Linked DNA regions of Homo sapiens: region 2 is linked to region 1. A link is a loop called in an ENCODE intact Hi-C map of the cell type or tissue named here. Cell type or tissue: CD4-positive, alpha-beta T cell. All regions are shown on one strand. Each heading gives the region's core, and the rest is flanking DNA. Links, peaks and the distances in the headings are about the cores only.

Evidence for each region. Hi-C counts contacts between places; a loop is a spot of excess contacts. Peaks named below come from ENCODE experiments on the same cell type or tissue, not always from the same donor. Only the 100,000 strongest peaks of a DNase experiment are listed, where the experiment ranks them.
Region 2: it touches region 1 in a loop (2.0-fold over the local background); 6 of 110 quality-filtered maps call a loop at or near these places.

What each region holds. Positions count from the first base shown.
Region 1 is chr6:148,770,367-148,773,281 of GRCh38, reverse strand. The region is part of intron 1 of UST (uronyl 2-sulfotransferase); the gene reads right to left. It overlaps LOC107986659 (a long non-coding RNA gene), which reads left to right. Exons shown (of 2, transcript XR_001744408.2): 1 at 1-2,915. Among named protein-coding and RNA genes, the nearest start is that of UST, 25 kb to the right of the region's middle. In CD4-positive, alpha-beta T cell, for the core only: no CTCF peak of the experiment used is centred there; a DNase peak (open chromatin) is centred at 1,191; H3K27ac peaks cover 391 bases.
Region 2 is chr6:148,836,063-148,838,977 of GRCh38, reverse strand. All of the region lies in intron 1 of UST (uronyl 2-sulfotransferase), which reads right to left. Among named protein-coding and RNA genes, the nearest start is that of UST, 90 kb to the right of the region's middle. In CD4-positive, alpha-beta T cell, for the core only: no CTCF peak of the experiment used is centred there; no DNase peak of the experiment used is centred there.

The DNA of each region.
Region 1 (2,915 bases), core at 125-2,624:
ACCATGTTGGCCAGGCTGGTCTCGAACTCCTGACCTCAGGTGATCCCACCCATCTCAGCCACCCAAATTGTTGGGATTACAGGCGTGAGCCACCAGACCTGGCCAACAATCACCATTTTAAAATTCATATAAATTTAGGTAAAATTAAAAGATATGGAAATTTAAGTCTCAAATTGTAATGCACTTTATAATTCTTTCAACATAGATCCTATTTTCTATAATTTTTTTTAAAATTCCTTAAACAATTTTGTGAGATCACGTACCCACCAATGCCTAGAATAAGAATATGTCAAGACTTGCAAAAGTTTGCTGAATTGGAAAAAGAGGTTCGCAAAAAAATGTTAATAAAGTTGTTGAAAAATAGTAAAATCAATTCCATCCTCTAATTGACAACTATTGTAAAATTGGAAGTATGTTTGATCTTTTCTTAAAAGTTCCTCTAACAGATAAGGTTTTAAGACATTCAAAATATGTTCATTTGGAATTTCCCCCTCTGAGAAAGATTCTGGCCCAGATCTCATGTCTTAGGGATGGGGAGTAACACTGAAAGCTCAGAAGGGGCTGGACACGGTGGCTCAACCTGTAATCCCAGCACTTTGGGAGGCCGAGGTGGGAGGATCACTTGAGGCCAGGAGTTTGAGACCAGCCTGACCAACATATCGAAACCCTGTCTCTTCTAAAAATGCCAAATATTAGCCGGGCATGGTGGTGCACACCTGTAATCCCAGCTACTTAGGAGGCTGAGGCATGAGAATCGCTTGAACCCAGGAGGCAGAGGTTGCAGTGAGCCAAGATTGTGCCACTGCACTCCAGCGTGGGTGACACAGCAAGACTCCAACTCAAAAAAAAAAAAAGGTCAGAAGGGCCCACCCAAGGTAAGTTCTCCACCAGGCCCAGCCAACCCCAAGCAGGCTGCTCAGTAAGAGGGAAGAAGGAACCAGCACATCGCCTGGCTCCTTAATCACCCACCCAGTGCGATTCACACTGATTTGTTATACCTTGGGCACATAGCATCCTTCAACTGACTGCTATCCTGTTCCTGCCAAAAATAAGGCTGCAGAAACCGATAAAGAGAAACCACCAGGCACAAACTCAATATTCTATTCTCTCTCCTTTCTAAACACATAAAACCAATGAAAAGTAGGACACCTAAACTGTAAAGGTTCAGCTCCCCAGGGAAATACCACCACTGAGCTGTGGTTTGATATTATGCTTTCACTTTTATAAACAGCCAATGTATAGTGCAGCCTCATGAAGAACATGTCCCCATTTCTGGGGAAAAAAAAATATTGAAGGAGGTATTGTCCCTATGATTCTCTAAGATCGAATAGATATCTCCTTTTGGGGGAGGTAGGAAGACAGAGGCCACCCTTTCCCAATGAGCTAGTGTGCACCTTAGACTGGACAATGGTAACATATGATACATTTCACTCCCTTTTTGCTTTGACCTCCAGAAAATTCAGCTACAAATTTAGTAGTTACCTGCAAAAACTCTCTCATTTCAGGTACATGTTATAATTACCTTAGTAAACATATATCATCCAATAAATTCTAGACCATGTGTAAGTTCAGACAGGCTCAGTTGGGGCATGGAGCACCTGTTAGAGCTGTTTTCTTCTTCATCTCTTCTCTAGAAAGATGCCTTTAAATTCTAATAGTCGACTCATTATCTAAAGGACTATCCACCTACCCACTCCATCTCAGCACAGTTCAATTTTCTGTGACCTAGACTTACTCTCTTCCAACTATATTTTAACAAAATTAAAGATGTAGAAACTTGCTTCTGGTTTAGAAACAAAAATGACTGGAACATTTTGCTTTAGACCTCTCCAGAGCAGGTGGCAGAACAGGGTGGGGCTGGATGTCATCCAACAAGCGTTGGAAGGCTGAACAGCTCTACAAAAAGCTACGCTCAGAATGCAAGCTCAACAGCCACAGCCTATGCGACTTTAGGTAAAATGGAAGCAGAGCCACTTCTATAATCTTCAATAATGGCACAAAGAAAATAAATCTGCCTTACTCAATAAAGAGTCATTTCCAAACAGCAAGAAATTACAGCCTCAATGCCAACTTAATCTATGACAAAATGGTATGATCAAAGTTATTGAAATAACTGAAACATAAATTAAGATATGTTATATCCTATCCTAATAAAAGCACACTGGAGATTTTTCTTTCCATTTTAGCTAATCAGAAAAAACAAACCATCAGCTTGTAGAAGGCTATCATAACAGGAAAATGTCAGCAACAAGGCACAGTGACATCACTCTGTTCTACTAAATCAATACCTGCAGGATAAAAGTTGTTTGTCTTGTCAAACTTTTTTTTTTAATCAAGATTAAAGTTACTTTGAAAGTCAAATCTCATTTAAAAAGTTGGAAAAATATTTCAGTATTTTGCTGAAATATGCTTCCCTGTGGCATGAGGCGAAAAGGCAAAGGACCTCGGTGACATGTTGACCTCTCCCTCTGCCCGCTGCACCAGCTGAGCAACCCAGGGCCATTCATGTCTCTGAATTCAGGCTCCTTGTCTGCAGAGGAAGCTTAACACCCACCACTCAGGAGAGGGAAGAGGTGCACGTGACAACAAAGGTGCAAGTACTTTATAAACTGTAAAGCACTGTTCAAATATGAGGACTGTATCAGACGCCTGCCCTAGGCTCTCTCATGGCTTCAGCTCTTCCTTTCTGTTTATAGAGTTGAGTTTGTGAATAAGAAATCTGCTCTCACTCTGTGGTCTAAAAATGTTCGGTGGCTTCTCATTGCATACCAGTTAGTGTAACGTACAAGTTCCTTTTACTGTAGGCGCCTACCTTGCAGCAACCCTCTTCCCTTCCCCTACCATGGTTTCTGGCCAGCCACTCTGTACTGCTTCGTGTGCCCAAAAATGCCACAATTTTGCCCAGTGGCTTGCCT
Region 2 (2,915 bases), core at 139-2,638, 66 kb before region 1:
AATGAAATTGAATATTGGGCAGCTGCATATGGGGGCATATACCTATTCAGAACAATTCAGGGGACCTGCTGGGGGCCCCTTTATTTTGGAGCCTCGCGCTGCAGTCACACTATCCTGGATGCCTATGCCCTCACATGCAGTTCAGCAGCTTCTAACTGGTCTCCCGCCTCTACTCTTCTTCCTCTGTGATTCTTCACTCTCCACACAGCAAAGTGATCATTAAAAAAAAAAATTCTGTAGAGACAGGGGTGACAGGGATCTTATTATGTTGCCCAGGCTGGTCTCGAATTCTTGGTCTCAAGTGATCTTCTCACCTTGGGGTCCCAAAGTGCTGTGATTACAGGCTTGAGCCACCATGCCTGGCCCAAAGTGATCATTTTAAAGGAGAAGGAGAGCCTTGACACTGACAGTGACGTCTATGGACCAGCAGCAACAGCAACAGCAACAGCAACAGCATCCCAGGAAGATGTTAGAAATGCAGAATTTCAGGCCCTGCCAGGCTTCCTGAATCATGGTCTTCAGCTGAAGTCCCTAGGTGATTGGAATACACCTGTTTGGATACTCTAAAGGCTTTCTGTTATCTTAGGAGGAAACCTCACATTCCTAGCTGATCTGGACCCACTTCCTCTCTGACCTCGTGTCCTGGCACTGTCCCCACACTCACCATCACCTGCACACGCTGGCCTTCCTTCTGCTCCTTGAGTCCACCCTGCCCTTTCCAACCTGGGGCCTTAGAACTAGCTGCTCCCTCTCACCCCGCCCTCAGGCCTTCATGTGGCTGGCTCCTTCGCCCATACGGCCCCTCCTGAGAGTGGCCTGACCTGGTCACCTATTTAATGAGTCACCTTCCTTCACTCTATCCCTAGTTGCTCTCTATCATATGATACTGATTTAATCTCCTCAAGGCATTTATGAACATCTGAAAAGATCTTATTCATATGTTTACTTATTACCTTCCCCCTCCAAGAATGTAAGTTCCATAAGAAGAGGGAACTTGGCCAGGCACGGTGGCTCATGCCAGCCAAGGTGGGCACATTGCTTGAGCTCAGGAGTTCAAGACCAGCCTGAGCAACATGGCGAAACCCCGTCTCTACAAAAAATACAAAATTTAGCTGGGCATGGTGGCACATGCCTATAGTCCCAGCTACTTGGGGGACTGAGGTGGGAGGATTGCTTGAGCCCAGGGAGGTGGAGGTTGAGGCTGCAGCAAGTTGTATTTGCACCACTGCACTCCAGCCTGGGTGATAAAGTGAGACCCTGTCTCAAAAAAAGGAGAGAAAAAAAAAAAAAGAGGGACCTTGTATCTCTTGTTCTCTGCTGTACCTTAGAACCCAGAAAAGTGCTTTGTACTTGGTAGGCATTTAATAAATATTTGTTGAATACATATCCTCATATTTTTCCACTGCAATTCCCAATGCAACAATGAGTTCAATGCTAATTGTTAGAAAGAGTCTTTCCTTCCCACCCCTTGGGATTCCAAGTGAAGGAACTTCAGCTACAGGATATTCCTGGCCTGACATCTCTCCCATCTCCTTTTAGTAACCTGTCTGATAGATGAACTTTTGGAGAAAGCAAGAAAACATTTCTGGTTTTTAGAACAAACCTATCTCCTTGATTCTGATACTCTTTGCTACTAGGTTCTCTGCATGGAGTAGGCTTTGTCCCAGGAAGGGGTGAGGATATGGATTGAGGGGGATAAGTTCAATTTGGAGAAGAGTTAGGGAGTCTTTGGGATGCAAATCAAAAGCCATTTTTTTTGACATGAATTACCTGTCTTCAATGGTCCAAAATTGCTCCAAAATTCAGGAGATAACTAAAGGGGTATTATGTATTAAGCCACCTAAAATGCTAACACACATCACAGTATATATATCAGGTGTACTGATAATACCTATCAGTATACATGGGATCATTTGAGAACTATAAGTCTTCCTCAAATATCCACGGAATGATCTAGAATTCTGTTCTATGCCCTCATGAGTTATCAGCTGAGGAAAATGATCCTGATTCTTGTGGTTTTCCATTACCACTTCTAAAGAGAATTACTCATATTTTCTTGTAGTCCAGTCCCCCAAATGTAAGTGTCTTCAAAGCTTGGCTCTGTTGAGCATCTGTTTCACCTGAAAATGTCCTGCTTTCTCACCCACCTTGGGGGAAATACCTTGGCTCCCCAGGAGGTCACCTGTGTACTCCTGGACCATCCAACCCCGCCCCTGTCTGGATACTTGGTGGACCCAATGTCCATCTTTTTGCAGGGCCTCTGTGTTTCCAGTGGCATCTTAAAATAGTAACAAGTCTTAAAGAGTGGCACATTTACCCTAGGAACAATTAGAAAATGTTCATCAAGTTCAAAAATCTCTAATTTCCTTCAGAGCTAGATGTAACTTAGAGTTCTAATCCAATCCCTGTACCAAGAATCCAATGCTCAGAGAAGTTCAGTGATTGGCCCAAGGCGACTCAGCGAAAAGGTTCGTGCCTGAACGCTGGAATCAGTTCAAGATGGACCATCTCAATCATGAATTTCAATAAAGGAATTAGGTAGTTGTGTCAAACACTGCCAGATGCCAAGTAGGTCCTATGAAATTTGTGTTTGTTTGGGTTTTTGTGAGATGGAGTTAACACACGCAAATGTGAGCCAGACATAAGAAAAAATGATGAAACGCTGCCAAGTCATTACAGTACCAATAACAACTATAGCTAAGAAAAGTAACTGATGACTCAGAATAAATAATTTCCATACACATTAAATTAGCATTGGCTTTTGGCGAGAACATCTTTGAGCACACGTAGCTGCAGGGCTTAACTGAGAGTGCTGTCAAGCAGATGCTCCCCCAACCCTCCCGTGTGGGTTTGGGCTGCTTTTCCTCCTCTTCCGCAAAACACGATGAACTCTGATTGTTCAAATTAAACAAAAA